3 separate regions of the Homo sapiens genome follow, and regions 1 and 3 are each linked to region 2. A link is a loop called in an ENCODE intact Hi-C map of the cell type or tissue named here. Cell type or tissue: PC-3. All regions are shown on one strand.

Region 1 (8,000 bases), 430 kb before region 2:
AGATTACTGTTGTCTCTGGTATTTACCATCCTCCAACTCTATCTACTAATTGTGTTATTCAAAAGTGATGTTTTTCTCTATTTATTTACCGAAATTGTTATTGCTATTGTAAATAAAAACCTCATTGTTTAGTACATTGTTTCTAACTTAGTAATCAACTAATTTAGAAGATTCAGTAGGAAAGATAGGAGAGGTCTTATATGTTATACCCAGTCAATAGCTATGCTAGTGGTGAGTGCTATGCACACAGTTGCATGGGACATGACAATAATTACTTCATTTAGAAAGTTTAGAGCAAGGCCGTACAAAAATACTCTTCCAGTGAATATTCAACAACAGTCTAATTCATGGCATAACAGTGTTGTTCTGCACATCAGATTTCTCTGAATACAAATATTAAAAGTAAAGAGATAAATAAAGGTGTATCTGGTGAACACTACCCATAATAATACTTATGTAGTTAGGACAAAATGCATTAGTAGGAATAAAGAGTATGAATGAAGAGAGTCAATACATAATGATAAGAGGTTTGATTTGACAGGATGATATAACAATTTTATATCTGTACTGATAAGCACAACATTGGCTAAAAGTATACAAAGGAAATACAGAATTAAAAGATTAAGCATTGTCACGTTGTTCCAATGAGAACAGTCTGAAATAATAGAGTCCAGGAAAAGACTTTCATATCTATGGAAACGTGATTTATAGTATAGAGTTAACGTTGCAAAACAATGACGAAAGATAGACTTCTTAATAAATGATGCTGAAAAAAATTGGTTATTTGTATAATAAAGGGATTTATCTCTTTCTTAGAACTGTACAACAGTAGATTCTAGATTATTTAACATTTTTAGGTTATAATATGGAACAATACCTATATTACCTCAGAGGCAGAGAAAGTTTTACTAAACAAAATATAAAATTGTATACCATAAAAATAAAATTTAGGTAAGTTTAACTACATTAAAGTTAAAATTTTCTCTTTTTTTGTTTTTGAGACAGAGTCTTGCTCTGCCACCCAAGCTGGAGATCAGTGGTGCAATCTTGGCTCACTGCAACCTCTGCCTCCCAGGTTCAAGTGATTTTCCTGCCTCAGCCTCCTGAGTAGCTGGGATTACAGGCGCCCACCCCCGCGCCCAGCTAATTTTTGTATTTTTTAATAGAGACAGGGTTTTGCCATGTTAGCCAGGCTGGTTTCGAACTCCTGACCTCAGGTGATCTGCCCAACACAAAGTGTTGGGATTACAGGCGTGAGCCGTAAAATTTTCTTTTATAAAAACCTCATACACAAAATACAAGTTATAAAGTGAGAAGATATTTGCAACATATAATTGATAAAGAGGTAGTATCTAGAATATATTAAAAAAACACCTTCAATTCAATAAGGTAAAAAGACAAGCAAACTGAGAGGAGGATTGGAAAAAGCCAAAAAATTGAATAGGCTTTTCATAGAAGATGAAACACAAATGGCAATCAATGATAAAAAGATAATTGGTATATAATTGGTATCAATAAAACCCACAAAAGATTCCTTTTACTACTAACCAAAAAGAAAAAAAGTCACAATGTCAAGTGTTTACCAACTATGTCAAAAATAAATCAACATTTAGGTAAAAACTCTCGAAAACTGCTGCATTTGTAAATCAAGAAATATGTACAAAAACATTCATAGAAACATTACTGAGAAAAGCCAAAGTGTTAACCCCAACCCAATGCCCATTGGCATAGTATAGGTTAATTTTTATTGATTTGTATAATTGAATAGTCCATAGCACTTAAAAAGTGGAAATTGATAAGCTACACTTATATTCAGCAGTATCCATAAATCTCAGAAAAAATATTAAATGTAAAAACAAGGCTCCAAATGATATATTCAATTTAATTCCATTATACAAAGTTATACCTTCACGATAGGTTGGATTTTATTGATTGAGGTAAGAGAAATGCATATCTCATACAGAGAAGGCAATGAATAAAAGGAGACAGAAGTTATATACATATATACAATATGGGAACACATGGGCATGGTGTGTCCACTGAACTTTATTTACAATAAAACTTTATTTACAAAAGAGATAGAGAGCCAGATTTGGCCCTTGGCTTATGTCTGTCCAAATCCTGTGCTAGGGCATGGACTGTCTAAAGGTTTGTTCTGTGCTGTTTTTCTTCCTGTGAGTAGTTTTTCTCCAGTTGATATAGTAGCCATTTTGTGATTTTGGAATATAAATCCCCTTTCTTGATGGATTTCTTCCCTCCTCTCCGAGGAAATGTGTGAAAAGTCCTCTGTGATAGTGAACACTCTGCTGGGTGAGGCCTCTGGAGCCAGACTCCCGAGTGAGAGTCCATTTCATCACAGTGTGGTTTAAAGAAAACGCACATTTAATGTTACGTTCACCTTCACGATTTTGACTCAGGGTAAGTTTGACACATAATAGAGTAAGTAATAAATAAATTTAAATTATTATAGACCATGGTTTCAGTCTTGTGACTGACTTTGTTGTTCACGAGGATGGACATTTTGCTTTCATTTTAGGATCTTAAATTATTTCTTTTAAAAAAAAATCATCTTTTTTTGGCATTAAGATCCTGGGAGTTTGGCCATGTTGTTAAAAAGTAGACAGATTGAGTGGAAAAAGAAAATTCCACACATTGGAATGCCGTATTTTGAAGTACATGGGTCTTGGCATAATCAGTCTTAGGAACCACATGAGATGTTCTTATTTAGAAATAAATGTATCCGGCCGGGCGCGGTGGCTCACGCCTGTAATCCCAGCACTTTGGGAGGCCGAGGCGGGCGGATCACGAGATCAGGAGATCGAGACCATCCTGGCTAACATGGTGAAACCCCGTCTCTACTAAAAATATTAAAAAATAGCTAGGCGTGGTGGCGGGCGCCTGTAGTCCCAGCTACTTGGGAGGCTGAGGCAGGAGAATGGCGTGAACCCGGGAGGCGGAGCTCGCAGTGAGCCAAGATCGCGCCACTGCACTCCAGCCTGGGCGATAGAGCGAGACTCCGTCTCAAAAAAAAAAAAAAAAAGAAATGTATCCACAAGCAAATGTATGAGCATTCTTACCTTAAATTGGAGATCATTCATGACTTTGAGGCTCCCATACTTGATTGTAAGAGATTATATTTACAAATTACAAATAAATGGGACCCCATAAAATCAAGGATTAAGTATGGAATGGGAATTGTTTTATTATTTGGCCTGTGTTTTACAAATACTTGTTAGGATATCAACAATACAGATTATTGGTTTGTGGATTATCATAGGACATTTTTACACAACATTAGCAATTGCAAAATTATCTATATTTCCAGTTTGAACAATATGATATCATCCTGTTATTTCAAGCAATAATAATAAGCCTAAGGGGAAAGTAACTGGATACAACAATAATGAAAACATGCCTAATGGTTTGGGGATTTTTAAAATATTATTTATTTAAATGGCTTTAATGTAACTGATTAGTATGTCAAAGAACTATAATTTGGAGGTAGATTTAATCTCTTCTTAAGCATACCAACTCAAAAACCAAATAAATAAAAATAACAATTGTAACACTGAAATGTGAATATTGTACACTTGTCTGATGAATTTAGCTTAGTAAATACTTCTCAGGGTGTGTTCAGTGTACTTAGCCACTGTGCAAATACCATTTGCAGGTATGTTAATGAGCTTTTTAATAATAATGGGGCTTTTACAAATATAAGCTTTCAGGTTAGCACTCTGGAAGGAACTGAGGGTGGGAGTGTGTAGCTTTGGACAAATAACTAAAAATTATGCCAAGAGAATGAGCATCAAAGGCCTAGCATTACCTGTCATTTCTATTAACAAAGAAAGCAATAATAATAATAGAGCCCCAAAAGTTATTGTATTATTTGAAGGTGAACAATGTTATGTTTTTGTATTTTAGAGTTTAAGTTCTGAAACTGTGTTACATTTTATTTAATAACTGACAATTCTGCAAATTGGCAGCACAAATCCAAGTACTGAAGAAAATTTTATTTCATGGTTTACATTAAGTAGAAAATATAAATGTGATTGAACTAAAAGATAATGAGGAGAAAACATAAATAAGTTAACACAACGGTTACTTTCTTTTAAATTTAGTGAAAGTTTATGAATATAAATTTCTCATTTTGAAGTCCACATAAGTCTAAATGACTTTTTACTTTGCTTTTGTACTCATAGTGTTTTGAGTCAGCACACTTACCTCTAAGTGATCCCTGAATATAAATTTTCTTACCATCAGTCAAATCCTCTTTGCCTTTTTATACTTGGACTAGAAATGGTCCATTTGGATGACCTAGTATTTTCATATGGTCTTTAATTTATGATCACAACTTGTATTTATGTAAGTGGCCACTAGATGGCAGACCTACCACTAAACAGAATTTAGGCCGGAAGTAAATTCTTCAAGTAATGAATTACACAGCAGAGTAGTGTTTCACTTCAAGCTTAGCTCAGATTCTCAGGCTAAGCACTCTCTATTGTTTTAGGGAGGCATGCTAATGAAGATGACGTAACATTTTTACATTCACTTAAGGTTTAATAGTTTACAAGTTTATGTAACTTCTCAGAATAATCTTTTCAGACTGATAAGCACTGCCATATTGCGGATGAAAACATGAGTTTCCCAGGGCGTATGGCAAAGGTTATTTCTTGTGAAAACTGCAAGGAGACAACTTTGAAGAATTTTGCTTCAGGGCTCCAGAATTTAATGACATTACTTTTTGAGATGTATTCTGGGAGAAATTGGTTTTGTATCTGATATATATTTTCTGCTTATGCCCTCTACCTTTATGTTTCCAAAAGAAGTTCAATCCCTCTAGGAGCCCGGAGAATCAATTAGAGCTACAAAACTCTTCCCTCCTCAATGATACTGACCTCTGACATCTTTATGTTCTCTTGCCCTTTGGATTTTGGAGCAGAATTATCTTTATCCAGCTTCCTACCATTTCATCTTTTGTATTCACTAAAACCTACTGTCACCATCACTTAGATTGCCTCTTGATTTCTGATGTTCAGCACTGGGCTCCAGCTCATTTTCGGCTTTTGAAAATAGGCCAGCAGTTTTCTAAAGAACTAACAGTGATCTTTTGCAGAAATTAGAAGTGTGTTTATGTATCTGTGTGCACACACACTTCCAGCCAAGCAAAGCGATATGAAATGATTCCTGATGCTGCTTTTATCTAATTGGCAGCATACAGCCATAATATGCCGCCATTAGGTCAGCATCTCTAGGGTTCAGAACTAACACTTTTAAGTTTTAAAAGCAAACTTAATTTTTTATAAATTTCTAAGATAGAAAAAAAGCAAAGCTGGCACATCTACTATTCAACCCATACTCTTTATTCAAATTACAAGTTTATACTCTAGCTATAAAATACCCTGACCACAGGATAAAATTTTTCATAATAGACAGATGGTGAATTTAGAAGTTGCCTCTCATATATAGAACATTGTATTGATGTGAACACAGGAATGAAACTGTATCTTAAAAATATTTTAGATTACAAGCATATTATATTTTGTCTTTCTTATTACCACAGCAGTATAAGTTTCCCGTAGAAAAACTTAAAAATTTAAATGAAAAATGGAAAAAAAATCTCAAAAACCTAGAAGAGCTTTCCTTTGTGATTGCCTTTATGGAGATCCTTTCAGAGCTTGCAAATTATTTATTTAGCCATTTATCTTTAAGTAGATCTATTTATTTTGAGATAACTATAGATTTATAGGCATTTATAAGAAATAATATGGAGAGACCCAACAATAAATAACACCTTGCAAAGCGATAGTACAGTATTCCAACCAGGGTGCTGATATTGATACAATTAAGATACAGGCGATTTTCATCACCATAAAGATTGCTCCTATTGACCCTTTATAGCCACATATACTTCCCTCCAACTCCCAACCCTTCCTCAACCAGTGTCAACCATTAAAGTATTCTCTCTACAATTTTTCATACAGTATATAGCCTTTTTGGATTGACTTTTTTTCACTCAACGTAAGTCTGGAGATTCATCCAGATTCTTGCATACGTTAGTAGGTTCGTTTTTTTAATTGCTAAGCGAGATTCCATGATATGGCTATACTGTAGTCTGTTTAATCATTCACTCATTAAAGCATATCAGGATGTCTTCCAGTTTGGGGCTATTATGAATTAAGCTATTATAAACATTAATATACAGGTTTTTGTGGTGAACATAGCTTTTATTTTCTCTGGGATAAATTCCCAGAAAGGCAATTGCTGATTATGTAATAGTTGCATGGTTAGTTTTTGTAATAAAGTGCCAAACTCTTTTCCAGGGTGGTTGTGTCATTTTACATTCCAATTAGCCATGTATGAGTGACACAGTTTCTGTGTCATCACTAACATTGGGTGTTGTCATTATTATTTATTTTAGCCATTCTGATAGGTATGTAATGATATTTCATGTGGCTTTAATTTATAACTTCCTAATGGCTAAAGATGGTGAGCAAATTTTTGTGTGCTTACTATTCATATATTCTCCTATAAATTATCTGCTCATGTATTTTATCCATTTTCCAACTGGATTTTTTTAATGTTAAGTGTTGAGAGGTCTTTATGTATTCTTGATACTAGTCCTTTGTTGATGTTGTGGTTTTTAAATATGTGCTCCAACTCTGTAGCTTGTTTTTTGAATCCTCTTAACAGAGTTCTTCACAGAGTAATATAATCTAATTTGGATGAAATCCAGTTTATCAATTTTTCCTTTTATGGTATATATTTCTGCTGTCAAGTTTAAGAACTCTTAAGGGGTGTGTGTATGTGTGTGTGTGTCTGTGTATGTACCTCTCTCTTTCTATATCTGTGTGTGTATATATATATATATATATATATATATATATATATATATATATACACTTTCAAGGTTTGTAGTTGTATGTTGTACTTAATAAACTATATCCCTATATATGTGTATACACATATATATGTGTCTGTAATATATACACATACATATACACTTTCATTTCAAGGTTTTTAATTGTATATTTTACTTAAGAAAAAAAATAGAGGAATGTATACCTAATCCATCTCTCTAGCAGAAGTCCTGCAAATTTGTTTTTATTTTACAAAAGAGAAGCTAATTTATATTTAGTTTTTCAAGTATGATGTCTTCATGCATAACTGGAAAAGTTGAAAAAAGGATTCAAAATCAGGTAAGAGTTTATAAAATAAAATTGTAGGATCTTTGCATTAATATACCCAGTATCATATCATTAAAAATAAAAAATGTTAGCTAGGCATAAACATTACTTCATTGAAATATGCCTGCCTTCTGGACATGATAAATGTTCATGAAAAAAGAAAACAAAATTATGAAAAGAAATATGCCTGCCTTAAACTAAATTTTACCAATAACCAAATTGAATATAGTTTAAAAAAGTAATAATCAAAAATGTTTCTTATTTAACAAATAGTTGGAATGTTTACATTATGCATAGATTTTTTAGTTACCCATCGATGTTCTAAAGGCACTTTTTATCAAAATGGCCTACTTCTGACTAGATTCTGGGTAAATCACAGAATATTTAAAACATGTATATAGGTACCCAGTAGAAATAATTCATATTCATATAAAATGCTCACTTACGTTTTGGTATGTTTAGTATAAAATAACTGCTACTGTTTGTAATTAGAACGGTAAAATTCTTCAGTCTAGGGCTGCCAATATGTTGCAAAGCTCATTTTTAAAAAATCATTAACAAAATCGCTTTTTATCGTTCGTCTAGAATTCAAAAAGGGAGATTATATTGGTCTCTTTTTTTTCAAAATTGTGATATTTTCTTCCCTGAAAAAAATAGATCCCTCCAAAAATGCAGTGTTGTTCTTGAAATAAAGAACAAAATTTTTAAAAATCTGGTGCATTTAGATGTATGTTTCTACTCATTTTTTGGACCTAGTGAATCAAAACTGATTATTTTCTTACTTTTTATGAAAATATCTTCTCTCATTTTTGCTTC
Region 2 (8,000 bases):
GGTTGCCAAGATCATTCAATGGGGAGATAATTGTCTTTTCAACAAATGGTGTTGGAACAAATAGGTATCAACATGCAAAAGAATGAACTTAGACCCTTACTTCAATTCACACACAAAAAGCAACTCACAATTGATATAAGGGGCAAATATAATAGCTAAAATCCTACAATTTTTAGAAGCAAACACCGTGGTGAATCTTCATAAATAGGACTTGATGACGGTTTCTTATAAATCACATCAAAAACACAAGTAAGGAAAAAAAGAGATATGTTGAGCTTTATGAAAATTATACTTTTTAGTGCATCAAAGAAAACTATAAACAAAGTGAAACAACAGCCTACATAATGGAAGAATGTATTTGCAAATTATATATCTGATAAGGGATTAGAACTCACAATATAAGCAGAACTCTTAAACTCAAGAAGAGCAAAAGCAATCAGAATTTAAAATGAACAAAGAATCCGAATAAACCTTTCTCCAAAGAATATTTAAAAGTTGCAAACAAGTACTTGAAAAGAAGCTCAATATTATTAGTCAGGGAAATACAAGTCAACACCACAATGGGATATCAATTCACACTGGTACAGATGACCATAATAAAAGAAAATAGGCCAGGTGCAGTGGCTCATGCCTGTAATCTCAAAACTTTGGGAGACCAAGGTGAGGGGATCACATGAGGTTGGTATTTTGAAACCAGCCTGGACAACGTAGCGAACACCTAGCTCTACAAAAAATTGAACAGTTAGCTGGGCATGGTGGGGTGCATGCCTGTAGTCTTAGCTACCGGGAAGACTGAAGGTGGAGGACTGCTTGAGCCCAGAAGTTCAAGGCAGCAGTTAGCCATGATTGTGTCACTGCACCCCAGCCTGGAAAAGAGAACGAGACCCTGTCTCTGAAATACATAAGTGAGTAAACAATGATATAACTAAATAATAAACTGAACCAAAATTTTAAAATGTTAACCAAAATTATGGAGATATTGGAAGACTTGTACATTGCTTGTGGGAATGTAAAATGGGACAGCCACTGTGGAAAATAGTTTGGCAGTTTCAAATGCCAAATATAGAATTACTATATAACTGTACAATACAACTCCTGGGTATATAAGCAAAAGAATTAACAAGTACTCAAACAAAAATTTTTACATGTGTTCATGGCTGCACTATTTCCAATAGCCAAAAGTGGAAAGCAACCCAAGTGTTAATCAACAGTAAATGGAAAAATAAAATGGAATTTGGCAATAAAGAGAGAAAAAGTACTCATACATACTACTACATGAATGAAGCTTGAAAGTATGCTACTTGAAAGTAGCCAGACAAAAAAGATCACATATTATATTGTTCCATTTGAAACAATATATTTCATATTGTTCCATATGAAATATCTGGAATAGGTTGATCAATAGAGACTAAAAACAAATCAGTGATTTCCAGGAGCTAGTGGGAGGGAGAAATGGAGAATGACTGGTTAGAGGATATGGAGTTTCCTTTTGTGCTGATGAAAATGTTCTTGAACTTAATAGTGTTCTAAGACAAGAAAAAGAAAATATGTACGCAAATATGAGGACAACTTATCAAAAAATTAGGAATTAATGTAAAACCTTTAAATCTGTCATTCATTGCTAGTAGTATTTTTAATGAGCTTAATCAGCTCACTTAGGTTATTCCCTAATACATTAGGGACTCTGGAAAAGAAATTACATAAAATACTTTCATTTTTGAAGATGTTTCTATATCTTATTCCTCCCCCTCTCCCAATTCTTACTTGCCCTAGCTATGCATCATCCTGAAATATGTTAAAAATCTGATAGTGTTAGTAAGAAATACTCTGGAAAGCTGCATCACTTCATATTCTTACTAATGACTTTCAGGTCAATTTGACTTATTGGACCATTCTAATTAGCATAGCTGTACAATCATGCATTGCTTAATGATGGGGATACTTTCTGAGAAATGCATCCTTAGGCGATTTCATCACTGTGCAAATATCACAGAGTATACTTATGCAAACCTAGATGGCATAACCTACTACACATCTAGGCTATATAATAGAGCCTATCGCTCCTAGGCTTCAAACCTGTAGAACATGTTACTGTACTAAATATGGCAGGCAATCATAACATAATTGTAAGTATGTATGTAAACATATCTAAACACAGAAAAGGGACATAGAAATATGGTATTTGAATCTGATGGGACCACTGTCATACATGCTGTCCATTTTCAATTGAAATGTCAACATGGGACATATGACTGTATTCTCTGGCCATTTGAGTTTTCCAGAACAAAAACTTGCTTGAAGTTCTCCTAGTCACCTGAAATAGTTACTGCACTGTACCTAAGCAAGTAGGTAATTTTGTATGAACCATTTGTTCTAGTTCTACTGTAACAGCAAGTTTCCTTCAAATGAATTAAAATGTGTCTAGGTATCTTCTGGAGATAACAATTTTGTTTTCTACTCATATTATGAGTCTGTCCTTTATATGCATAATGAAATTCAGAAAATGTTTACTTGACAGATCAGTTCCTGGCAGGTTTTATGAATTATAAATATGTGTGAGTTATGATTCATAGAAATGCAAGCCCAGAAACATTCTAGGTAGATCTGAAGCTCTGAGAAATCCTGATGATAAATAATCTAAAGCAGTAAAACCGTAGAAGAGTGTTCTTTAACTGGATTGAAGTGATCCACTTAATAAAATAACTGAGCCATCTCAATAACACAGTGAAACATGGGTAGCATTTGTAAATACCAAATTTTCTGTTATTTGGTTTCAAATTGGAAATACTAAAACTTGGGCAAAACCACAGCTTCTTGTACTGTAAACTCAGCACACAGCTTCTCCTTTCCTCAATTCCCAGCTTTTGGTTTCGTTAAATTCTTGGTGACCTACTTATCACCAGCAAACTGAATCTTTATTTCCTTGCCTATGAAAGAATTCCAGGAGAGAAAGGTAAATAATCTTGCAAAACATTGACAAGGGTTATCATCATGCTTACTGCAACCTTAGACTTTATCGGTTTAACTCCAACAGCTCTTATTTACACCAGGTCTTTTTCTACCTTTAGGTCTGTGTGCAGACATTTTAAGAAAATAAGTCCTTTAGAGGTGTCTAGACTTGAGGCTGATGATCCTTCATAAGACATTTTTAAAACCCGGAGAAAGTCACAAAAGATCCCTGGCTTATTGATTTTAGCCCAAGAAGCTGCTGAGGTTTGGCTTCATCATATAACTTGCCAGTGGCATGATGAAAATTGCGAAAAACATATAAAATAGTTTTAAAATTAGTTAAAAATAAGTTACTGTTGGTTATCTAAAGTAGTTGCACTGTACTTAAGCAGATTCTGATGTATTTTATTTTAATCAGTGTTCTTTCAGGAAAATGCCAAGACTTTAAAATTATATTCTTATTAGAAGCTCTTAAATGTAGGTTTGTTTTTAAATCTGAAAATATTTTGTAGTTGTTAGTATTCTTGAGTGTCTGAACTGTTGTTCTCAACATTTACAGTTATTCTGATCTCCTTGTTCTAAATCCCTTATTAGCAATGTTTGTAGAATAGAAATGAACTAGAATTCATATCACATGCAAGGATCCTCACAAAATAAAGCATGCTGTATTAATGAGTTTATATAAGATTGTCCTTGAAAAGTAGCTTATACAATAGTTTTTATATTTTTCTTGTAGCAAAATAAAGTTTGCTACAAATAAATATTTTGGAAATTACTAGCCAGAGGCAATGCCTGCCATCAAATAGCCCAAATAAGAAGAGTTTCATGCTTGTACATAGGTGTGGGTTTGTATTGTGTATGTGACATGTTGCATTATTGTACAGATGGTATGTCATTATGTATTATTGACTAAAGGAGTCTACATATAGTTTTAAAAGAACTATCTCCTGATAATTCTAGCTGCAATAAAAGAAAGAAAAAAATTGATTTTCAGAAACATATAGTTGAGATATGACTAGCATTTTCTGAGGATGTCATCATATTTTTATTTAAAATGTTGTCAAATAAAGGATTTAAATATTCAATAGACAAAAGTCTACCATTCCACTAAAATTACAATTCTTCTTTTAAATTGTGGTAACAGAATGTTGCCAGATATCTGTGTGGCCAATTCAGTGATTCCTACCAGTGGTTCTCAAACTTTTGCATGTGTCAAAATAACCTGGAGTTTTGTTAAAACATGTATTGCTTGGCCCCACACCCAGAAATTCTGAATTACTAAGTCTGGGGTGAGGCTTGAGAATGTTCTGACAACTTTCTAGATGATCCTGATGCCTGGTTCAGGGAACATACTTTGAAAACCACAGATCAATTCTGAAACAGAAATCATCAATAATCTTGTGCTAAAACAGAAATTCGAGAACAAAGAAAAATTACAATTTTTTTGTAAGGAAAACAGTCAAAAACATATCCAAACACATTCATATGATTGCATAACATACACAATCACAAACACATTTTTTTAATCAGGTAAACTGTTGAGTGTTAGTCAATATATTACAGCTCCTTGTAGAAAGTTAAAAGATATAAAAATAATAAAACACCTGTATCTTCACTATTTTATGTATGAACATATATGTATCTAGCTACCAATCTAGCTAGCTAGCTACCAGTCACCTACAGTCATGCAACACATGAAGGTGTTTCAGTTAACAATGGACAGCGTATATGACAGTGGTTCCATAGGATTATAATATTTTATTTCTACTGTGTGTTTTCCATGTTTAGATATGTTTGGATACTACAAATACTATTTTGTTACAATTGCCTACAGTGTGAAGTAGAGTAACATGCTGTACAGGTTTGCAGCCTAGAAGTAATAGGTTATACCACATAGCCTAGGTGTGTAGGAGGCCATACCATCTAGGCTTGTGTAAGTGCACTCTGTGATGTTTACCCAGTGATGAAATCACCTAAGGACATATTTCTCAGAAAGTAACCTCATTGTTAAGTGACACATGATTCTATTTAGAGTCATTTTTTATTATTCATGGTAGTTAGGAAATATAAAGTTGCTGCAAACACTGAATTTGCAAATACTAAACCATTGTTCCTAAGGGAAACACAGGGTTAGGGCCCTGAGAGCTCTGGTTATATTTTCATATAACCAGATTTTATATTTATTTTCAACTGATTCATAAATGGCCTTATTTTATGTGTGTTTCTATTTGAAGACATCTTTTAAAATACATAATGTTGGCCAGTCACGGTGGCCCACACCTGTAATCCCAGCACTTTGGGAGGCCAAGATGGGTGGATCACAAGGTCAAGAGTTCAAGACCAGCCTGGCCAATAAGGCAAAACCCCAGGTCTACTAAAAATACAAAAATTAGCCAGGTGTGGTGGCAGGTGCCTGTAGTTCCGGGTACTCAGGAGGCTGAGGCATGAGAATCACTTGAACCCGGGAAGCAGAGGTTGCAATGAGCCGAGATCGTGCCACTGCATTCCAGCCTGGATGACAGAGCGAGACTCTGTCTCAAAAAAAAAAAAAAATTATATATATATATATGTATATATATATATATATGTATATATGTATATATATATATATGTATATATATATATATATGTATATATGTATATATATATATATGTATATATATATATGTAGAGAGAGAGAGAGTTCATTAATATTGAACTGATGGCCAACGGCACTATGTGTCACACCTGAATGAATCTTATCTATCTAACAAACATATACTCTCTACTAGGCACATCTCAGCCTTCCACTTCAACACTATGTTTGTGGGTCATTCTAAACAACCAAATCACCAAAGTATAAAAATGTAATAGGTATGGCACTAAGTAGAATTCCAAAAGGACACTTGTTTATAGTGTAAGAACTAAAACAAGAAGGCAGAGCATCTCCTGGTTTGACCTCAGTAGGCAACCTGTACTTTGGGTAATACATTTTTGCCAATCTGCACATGTCCATCAATGACTGTGAAAGTGCAGCAAGTATTAATTTTGTTTTCACAAAAAAATTTTAGTGAGTAGGAAAATCTTCAAAAATGGGCTTGGCAAATAATGAGGATATAGATATTTGGATAGACAGTGAGAGAGATAGAAATATATATATTATATACATTCAGGTATATATATATGAGACATATATGTGTGTGTGTGTGTGTGTGTGTGTGAACTAGGAAATGTATGAACTTGGAAATTTGCGAACAACATACCTGGTTTTATTGTGACCTCATCACTGATGAGTTTTAAAAAATGTCTATTTTGGTAGATTATCCATTTTTTTTCTCATTAAGTCTAAACATCTTTCTCTTATTGCTTTCTACATTCTAGGCATTCATTTTCTTCCCACGAACCTTGTTTTTTCATTTGTTTCTGGTTTTATCATCACATGTGGCCCTTATTTACAAGATACATTCTAATATCTACTCTGATATTATATTAGTAGCATTCATATACCTAGCATTTTTTTCTCATTTTACTACTTATTTTGAATTATGTTTATGGCATTTGTGACATATTATAGATTATAGTTTATACAGTCAAATCTATTGATTCTTTTAAAAACCATTACATCAAGTTTTTTCATTAAAAATCATTTAAATATTTATCAATATTTTCTTTTGGTATGTAAATATATTTTCTATTTACATTTAATTTTTTTATCTGGAATAATTTCATATATGTTATGAGATAAGTCACTGATTTGCATTTTGTTCCTAAATAAAGACCCTCCCCCAGCTGTCTTCTCAATACCAGGTCTTCCTATGCTCTGGAATGTTTCCCTAATTTCAGTTTTCTCTTTCTTCTATCCCCCCCATCTTTTTCCCTCTACATATTAATTTATGCAGCATTTATGCAGACTCAAGTAAAATCCATGTTTTGAAAAAACTTCTGTCTCACATATTTTTAATACATCTTTTACTGCCTTATCTGTTTCTTCTTCTTTAGAAACTCTTTGACATATTTAATGGTTCATTTGTTCATTGTCTTCAGTTTCTCATCTCCACCGTATTCTCAAGACACCTCTTTGGCTTCAAATCTAGTTATTCTACTAAAAGCTTCTATTGAAAAGTAATTGTAAGACAACTTTTACTAGATTTCAGCACCATTTGATTAAAAAAAAATCTTGAGCCATCTTTCTCTGGCTTCTACAATGGCATAATCTCAATGTCTTCCTTCACCTCTCTGACAACTCCTTATCAGTCTGATTTGCTTGTTCTTTCTTTGAGTAATCATCAGATGTTTGAGATTCTATATACTCTAAGTAATTATCTTTTCTCAGTCTTTATATCCCCCAGTGAACCAACTGACTCCAGCAATTTCCACCATCAACCGTATTCTGACAACTTTGAATTTTTAACACCAACTGTAAACAATTTTTGAGTTTCAGATTCACTATTAAATTGCATACTACACACTTCAAACTTAATATATTTGAAATAAATGACACGTTATATTACTCAAATGTTTTTCTATTCCAATATTATCTATCTCATGAGAGCTGCCATCATTTACATAGTTGCTCCATCCAGAAATATGTAAGTCCTTTTCTTTCACCAACTACTTATAGTAGGTCACTGAGTTGTGTCAATTAAAATTCTCAGATATACAATTATTGTCAACTAAAAATACAAATTTTAGGCCAGGTGCAGTGGCTCACGCCTGTAATCCCCGCACTTTGGGAAGCCAAGGCAGGTGAATCACTTGAGGTCAAGAGTTCAAGGCCAGCCTGGCCAATATGGTGAAACCCCGTATCTACTAAAAATACAAAAATTAGCTGGGCATGGTGGAGTGTGCCTGTAATACCAGCTACTCGGGAGGCTGAGGAAGGAGAATCACTTGAACCCGGGAGGCAGAGGTTGCAGTGAGCTGAGATAGTGCCACTGCATTCCAGCCTGGGTCACAGAGCGAGTCACTGCCTCAAAAAAAATTAATTTTTAAAAATTTTAATAATTCTCAAATCAACTTCTTCAATCATCAATGATCTCACACTAGTTTCATTCAGTATAATTACTCATGCA
Region 3 (8,000 bases), 110 kb before region 2:
CCTCTTAATTTCCACAATAAATTGCCTTAATTTTTAGCACCAGATGTTTGGGAAACTACATAGATTTTTTGATAAAATAAATCCCAGAACCAAATCAAGAGGCCTCTTCTCATTGAATACTTTTTTTTTTTTCACATCCCAGGCACTTTTCCTTTTTTCCTTGACCTTCTGTTATTGTAAGCATGTGCAATTCTGCCCATCATGGAAAAACCTTCACATTCTACCAGACTTTTAAGTGAAGAATATGTTTTTTTTGTCTCCTTTTACTTATTCTTTTTAGGCCTTGCCATCTGGTTTCCATTCCCAATTTTGTTTCCAATAATTTTTCTTCTCCAAATATATTCCTGTAGCTGAGTCTCTACTCACTCTCTTCTTACTCTGTTTTCTTACATTAATGTATTTTGATTATACCCTTTTCTTGACATCTTTTTTGAAAATGTTACCTGAATTTTTTCTTCTCCAATCTATTCTTATATTTTTTGAAAATTTTACTAATTTTAAATGTTTATTTTAAGAAATTTCTTAGTTCACCAATCTTTGCATTCCACTTCTATAGAAAAAAAATAGCCAAGCATAGTGATGTACACCTGTAGCCTCAGCTACTTGAGACTTTGAGGTGGAAGGATCACTTAAGCCCGGTGGGCTATGATTAAGCCCCACTGTGCTCCAACCTAAGCAACAGAGCGAGACCAGGTCTCTAAAATAAATAAATAAATAAATAAAATACGTTAATTAATAGAAAAAAGAAATGCGATTTTTCTTTCTTCACAAGAACAGGTTTCAGGAATTAACCACTTTTAGTCTCTCTTTGCATCTAATTAATTCAGTCTTCTCCTCTGGGAAATATATTTACTCTTATTATTGAACATCTTATATTTACACTAGGAGTTGGGGGGTCACTACATTAAGAAGACAGTGTGTGCCCATCTTTTTCTCCTTTGTGTTCCCTCTCCTGCCAGCAGTCATGAACTTGAAAAAGGTCTATGTCTAATCTTCTATGTCATTAGCTATAATATCTCTGTAGACTCAGTTCTTTCCACCAATGGTCATGCAGTTCTAAATGTAAGGAGTTCTAAATGTGGCCCCCACTTTGATCATTGAGCTAAGCTGCATTCTCCAATTTAACTTTATTAGAGGGCCTTATTCTTTCAGAGTAGTGAACTATTAGGAAACTGCCTGGCCAGTTAGTAATACTAACACATGAATCCTCAATTCATATCCAGCCAGGCCCAGTTGCTTGGGTCTACTCTTCATTGGTTATAAACCCAAGCAAGGCATAAATAATTCTTAGAATGACTTTTATACCTCCTCTCACCACGGCAAACTGTTAAGGAATTGGCAAGAAATCCTTATAAATAAGAACAGATACTGGATGGGTTTGATTGAAGTACTGTACAGGAAATCAAGCTTTGGGTACATCTGCTGAAACTGGCCAGGTGAGACACAGGTGGCACATTTGGTAGCTTCTCATACTGTGACCACAGATGTAATTATAGACCTGGATATTCTAGATGCCATATTGTCATAATATTTTGTTGTTGTTGTTGTTGTTAATTTCTAGGTAAGTCTTACCTCAAAACAACTTCACTATGCTTTTTAAAGCATAATTGGCAACTTGTCTTTTTCAGCATAGTTGACTGGAAGAGATCTTTTTTTTGTTTGTTTTGTACTCTTCCCTTTTATTATGTCCTTACCAGGATGCAGGCAATCATCCCCAATCACACATAGTCTAAATTTTATTGTTTATTTCATAAACTCTGATTATAGTCTATAGACCTGGGCTGTAGGTTAATTATACTGAATTAGTTAATCTCACTGACAAGCAGACAAAAATGAGTGGGGATCCTTATATGGAAATATGTCATTTTCTTGGATTGAGGTGGAAAAATATTTTTATGTAATTCTGTAATAACAAAGTCTGGGGAGAAAATTAAAAAGACTTAAACCTAGATCTTCTAGGTATCATATGTGTTTAGAGGAGAGTGAATGGTAACAGTTACAGTTCAAAATTATCTTCAGTCTAATTTTGAACATGGAAAAATGAAAGAAAAGTAAAATGGGACACATGTTGCCAGATGGAAGGAAGTGACTTCTTGAGAAAGATCAGATCTTAAAGATCAGACTGGCTATTTATCTATCTTTCTATCATCTGTCTGTCTATACAATAAAAAAGGAGATCTACTTTATACACAAAAGTGGAACTAAGAAGTAGAAGTAAGAAGAGGAGATAATTGAGCTATTATTGGTCAATTAGCCACTAGATGTTAAAAAAATCTAACAAAATATAAAAGAGAGGAACTCAGGTACCAAATTAATTAATGCCTCCAGAGGAGCTAAGACCCCAAGATCTATACAAGGAGTTCTCTCAAAGCTGTAAATCAGGAATTAATTATAAAAGCAATTGAGAAACAGCTTATAATGATGAATTCTGCTACAAGATGGTTCAACATGTGAACAAATTTGAATGAAGAAGACCTGGAAGATCAGGGTGTAATATTTTTATACTTATTAAATATGCCTTAAAGTAATAGAGTTTCTATAAGGGTATGGCCTAGGGAATTTAAATCAATTATAAATAAAGCACAGGGAGATGGAGAAAAAAAAAACAAAATCAAGTACTAATGCAAGAGAAGGTGATCAGAATTTGCTTGAATGGTGTAATCATGTGGCAGATTCAAAAATTCATTGTTTCTACATGTCTCACAAGAAGACTCTGCAAAACAAAATCTGAAGAACAGTATGGAAGGCAAGGGTTGTACTTGAAAGCTAGGAGGCAGGAGGGCTTCAGATTCCGTGAAAAGTACTATAATCATCCTCCCACAGGTTTTTCCTGCTCACTGTGCAGACAAAATTGGTTCACAGAGACCATGCCATTGCAGTAGAGAAAGAGTTTAATTAACCTGAGGCTGGCCACACAGGAGAATGGCAGTGATCACTCAAATCAATCTTCTCAAAGGCTCAAAGGTTAGGGTTCATATAGACAATTTGGTGGGCAGGGCAAGGGCCAGGTAATGAGTGCTTGCTGATTCATTGGAGATAAAATCACAGGGGTGTGAAAAACAGTCCTTGTGTTTTGAGTCAGCTGCTGAGTGAGGCCACAGGACCTGTTGAGTCATTAGTCATGAATCTGGGTAAGGTCAGTCTGTAAAACAAATCAAATCAAATCTTATGTTTTACAATAGTAATGTTATCTATAGGAGTAACTGAGGAAGTCACAAATGAGACAAAGCTTATAAGCAGAGATGCCAAATATTTACTACATAAAGGCAAAATGTTAAGTAAGTGGTTTTAAGTGTGTAGGATGAGAAGTAAAGGCAAAAGGGAATCTCAGAAGATGGGAAGCTAGAGGAGGGGGGATGTACACATTGTATATGTCTACATTTTGCAAGTAGATGCAAAAGATTTCAAATGCTGGCCTCTGAGAAGAGAGGGAGTGTGCTTATATGAAATTTCCTCTTCCTTCATTGTATAGAAAGCTTAATATCCCATTTAACTGGTTGATATAAAATGGCTAAAAATGAGAATAAAATTTCTTTATTTAACAATTCCTCTTTCTAGTTTCAAGACTCCACCAGAGCCCCTGATTGACAAAGATATTAGAAATGTTCATTGTACTTTATATTGAGTTCAGAGGTTATTTCATTTTTACTTTTGTTTGGTATTTATACTACTTTGGTGATCTAAGTGTCTTTCTTCTGGTTTGGTATGTGTCATTAATTTTGAAAACTTTCAACCAATATCTTTTAAAATGTGTTTTGCTGTCCTGTTTCTTTCTTCTTCTTCTGGATTTCACTTACAAATGAATGTAATGGTATTACAAATAAATGACACAACCCCACTGAAGGATGTAGAACCTACCGAAGTAACCTTGAAAATGGCATTTTTACTATATACTAAAAGACAAGACAAAAAGAACCATATGAAAATACTGTATTTTTTAGTAAATTAGTTTTTCACAGGGTAATATGGATACCTTGTGCCTCTTTGCTTTCATTTTAGTAGCTTTTAAATGTTCCTCCCCACTAATTGTCCAAACCAGTCTTCACCCCTCTGAACACAAACAAAAGTGTGCTAATTTTACTCAAAGTCATTCTGTTGTTAAAATATTCTCAGCCTGTTTTCCCTCCATGTCTTCCCTCCCTTTCAATGCAATTACCTTTTTTAGCTACAATTAGCTTCCAGGGAGCACCTACTATGTGGCAAGCATTCTGAGTACTTTACACAGACTCATATCCTCACATGCACATATGTAAGTATATTACATACACATGCACATACTCTCATAAACATATATTCATAATCACATTCACAATTATAATCACATACTTCGACTCAATCACATACTCATAAACATGGGCAGGAAAACATATACATGCTCAAATATATATGTATTCACATGATCACATACACAATAACATGTACATACACAATCACACACACATGTACAATCACAAGTACATACAAAATCACACAGCTATGTGAAATCATTTACTTATACAAAGTCACATACACAATCATATACAATACACATTACATCCTCTTAAAAATCCTATAAGTTTGGGTCCCATTATTATCATGTTCATTTTTCAAATGAGGAAATGAGGTACAAAAGTTGTATGAAATTATTCTGCTTGTAAGTGATACAGCCTATATTTGAAATGTGAGGAGTCTGACTCTAGAGTCCATGTTCTTAATCAAAATGTTATACGTTTTGGCACCGAAACATTTTCTTTGGTTTTTAATACTAGTAACTGTTTTCACTGTCCACTACTCTGTGTTTAGCCTGTAATAATTCATTGTCTGCATTATCTTTTTAACCATGTTGTTTTGTTCCAAGTTATGACCTTCTAGATGGCTCCAGGGGTCTAAATATAATTCCCTTTATAAATTTTCCTGCATTTGTAAAGAAAGTGTATTTTCTCCACTATTACAAATTCATATAAATTAATCTGAAGGTTAAATATTTTTTAAATTAATATTTTACAAATTTCTAAATATTAAATAACTATGTGTTCAAAAAAAAATTTGAAATATTTTATATAAAATATAAAGTATTCTAAGGCCAAGTAAATAAGGAAATACCTTGCAGATAATGAGAGTCCATTTTCTTCTTCCAGTGAAGGAGTTATAAACAAGGAAAGAAAAGGCTAGAAAGAATTCCATGGAGTTAATTTGGAATTAGAGTTGTCAGTATGAATTCTGACTTAAATATTGTAAACATAGGTAGATAAATATATAAATAGAGTTAGATATATGTGTATGTGCATATGTCTGTTCAGAAGGCTAAGAAAAAACCTACACTAGTAGTAGAAGTAAGAATATCTAGTGCAAAGATCTTATTTTCTAAATATTTTTGTCTAATAAAAAAAACTCCTGGGACATGGAAAATTCAAGTTGATCCTGGAATAACTTGTGGCAGCATAAAGTTAAGAAATGCTCCAAAAAGTGATGGCGGTATGTCAAGAGGCACAGCTTGAAGGGGCTCTCGATGGCCAAATATGACACAACATAAACAGCTGCATATCCATGATTTTATTCTAATATAAACAGAATAAAATAAATATTCATGATACTATTATCATATAAATAACTGAAATGGCCAATATGATGAAACCCTGTCTCTACCAAAAATACAAAAAAATTAGCTGGATGTGGTGGCATGCACCCGTAGTCCCAGCTACTCAGGAGGCTGAGGCAGAAGAATTGCTTGAACCCAGGAGATGAAGGCTGCAGTGAGCAGAGATCACACCACTGTACTCCAGCCCAGGCAACAGAGAAAGACTCTGCCTCAAAAAAAAAAAAAAGAAAAGAAAAAAGAAAGAAAAATGGTAACACTACCATGACGAAACCTGGCACACATTACCTTAGTAAAATGATTGAAGTTAACATCACCAATAATGATACAAATTGTTATCATGTACCTCCTGATATGATTTATTGGGATGATCACAACACAATCACTTTTGTGACCTTTTTGCTATCTCATGAAAGATGAAAAAAGATTAAAGAACAACCGAAGATTGAAGGAGACTACAGAGACATGACAACTAAATACAATGTAGGATCCTGGACCAACAATAAAAAACTTGACAAAACAGTTGAGGAAATTTGAATAAGATCTGCAGTTTAGTTAACTGAATTGAATCAACTTTATTGTCCTTATTTAGATAATTGCTCTGGAGTTATATAAGATCTTAACCTTTGAGGAAGCCAAATGAGGGGAAAATGGAGATTTTTGTGGAATTTTTGCAATATTTTTAAACTCTGAAATTATTTAAAATTAATGTTATTAATAAAAATACAAAAATCTAATAAATAGATATCTCTTTGTACTATTCTTTGCATCTAGAACCCATATCTAGAAACCAAAATAAAGGACAACAGGGGTTTGATACCAGAGAGACAGAGATTTATCAACATAGTCACTGAAATTACTTTTATATTCTTACATTTATTTTTCTCATATTTACTTTTTCTACCCTCTACTTAAGATTCCTTCAATGTCAGTGTTAATTTCATTCTAGAAATCATTCACCATCAAGAGTCTTGAATTTGTGAAGGTGTGATAAGCCCAATTGAAGTGTTGTAAACTGTTTACAATTAAAACTTGTTTTCAGAAAATGAAAGTAATAGTTTTTATGCATTGTTGTAACCTCTTTGACTAATTTTAGTCAGGCCTTTAGATGTTTTTTGTGGGCACAGGGAAATTTATGAATTTATGCTTCTGGCAGAATTAGTCATTATTTGATATTAGAGAAATAGCACCGACTTCTCCATTCCCAATGTTAACATGAGATATCTCTGAGAAGAAATTACAAACCTAAACATGAAGTGTTAGAGTTTTGGAAAAACAATGAAAGGGCCAGTGGCTACAAAGAGTAGAACATGCTGGGAAGAGGTTAAGGTTGATAGTGCAGGATATCGCAAATCACAAAAGGATTTAGCTCTATATCATAAGGACACTAGAGAGCTATTGGAGGGTTTTCAGCAGAAAAATCATAATATTAGATTTACGCATAGCTTTGGAAGTGCTGATGAAATAAAGGAAAGAAAAGCTTCCAGAAGTTGTGATTCACTGGAGTTCATTTGGAAGTTGTCGTGAGTCTTAGCATTTTAGAGGAAGACATTGGTGGCAGTCTCAACTCCCAGACAGAATTAAATTGGTTTCAACAGTCTAGAGACTAGGATACATTCTCTAGGAGAACTTCACATGGAGACCACCACCGCTGCAGATTTTAATTGTTTGCATGCTCAAAGGAGGTGAGCTCTTGAGAGAGTTCAATATTGCTTGTGAGTGAGTTCATCTGAATTGTCAATAGAAAACAATGGCTTCATCTATTCTGCTTTCCAAATCTTACCTGAGTACTTCTCAGTTGAAGGCTATAAATCAGGTAGAAGGCATGGAAGGAGATTCTACAAAATTTATTTCCAAGATTCTCTTCCTTGACGCACATGAGAGATGATAATGAAGTAAACATTAGTTAATGTTGCTATGTATGATCTATTTACTTATGGTGATATATTCTATCCATTATTTATTTAATGATGATTATAGTGACAACATATAATTTATTGAGATGATCACAACACACATATCAGAGTTTGATAAATACTGAGTGAAATTATCTGATTATGCAAAAACAAAAATTTCAGTGCGACTTACATGCACTTTATATTTACCCTCATAAAATTATTATGAAACGACAAGGGTCTTGGTTATTTTCCCCCAAACAGGTGGCTCTGTACAAGAAAGTCGATTGTACAGATGATGGAAATTTTTAAAAGGATGAAGAAAATAAGACTTTTTTTTTGGACAGAGTCTTGCCCTGTTGCCCAGGCTGGAGTGCATTGGTGTGATCTTGGCTCACCGCAACCTCCACCTCCCAGGTTCAAGAAATTCTCCTAACTCAACCTCCCCAGTAGCTGGGATTACAGGCATACACCACCACACCTGGCTAATTTTTGTATTTTTAGTAGAGACGGGGTTTCGCCATACTCGT

The links. Hi-C counts contacts between places; a loop is a spot of excess contacts. Peaks named below come from ENCODE experiments on the same cell type or tissue, not always from the same donor. Only the 100,000 strongest peaks of a DNase experiment are listed, where the experiment ranks them.
Region 1: a loop joins it to region 2, with 4 times the contacts of the local background. A loop is called at or near these places in 2 of 110 quality-filtered maps.
Region 3: it touches region 2 in a loop (2.8-fold over the local background); 2 of 110 quality-filtered maps call a loop at or near these places.

Annotation. Positions count from the first base shown.
Region 1 is chr10:66,177,297-66,185,296 of GRCh38, reverse strand. All of the region lies in intron 13 of CTNNA3 (catenin alpha 3), which reads left to right. Among named protein-coding and RNA genes, the nearest start is that of CTNNA3-AS1, 100 kb to the right of the region's middle. In PC-3, a CTCF peak has its summit at 4,374 (motif pointing right); a DNase peak (open chromatin) is centred at 4,386.
Region 2 is chr10:65,748,308-65,756,307 of GRCh38, reverse strand. The region is part of intron 5 of LINC01515 (long intergenic non-protein coding RNA 1515); the gene reads right to left. The region is part of intron 5 of LOC105378339 (a long non-coding RNA gene); the gene reads left to right. Among named protein-coding and RNA genes, the nearest start is that of LINC01515, 180 kb to the right of the region's middle. In PC-3, no CTCF peak of the experiment used is centred here; DNase peaks (open chromatin) are centred at 2,567 and 4,907; H3K4me3 peaks cover 493 bases; H3K27ac peaks cover 1,994 bases.
Region 3 is chr10:65,856,494-65,864,493 of GRCh38, reverse strand. The region is part of intron 1 of LOC105378339 (a long non-coding RNA gene); the gene reads left to right. Among named protein-coding and RNA genes, the nearest start is that of CTNNA3-AS1, 220 kb to the left of the region's middle. RefSeq lists a cis regulatory region at 1,871 and an enhancer at 1,787-1,956. In PC-3, no CTCF peak of the experiment used is centred here; a DNase peak (open chromatin) is centred at 3,083; H3K27ac peaks cover 790 bases.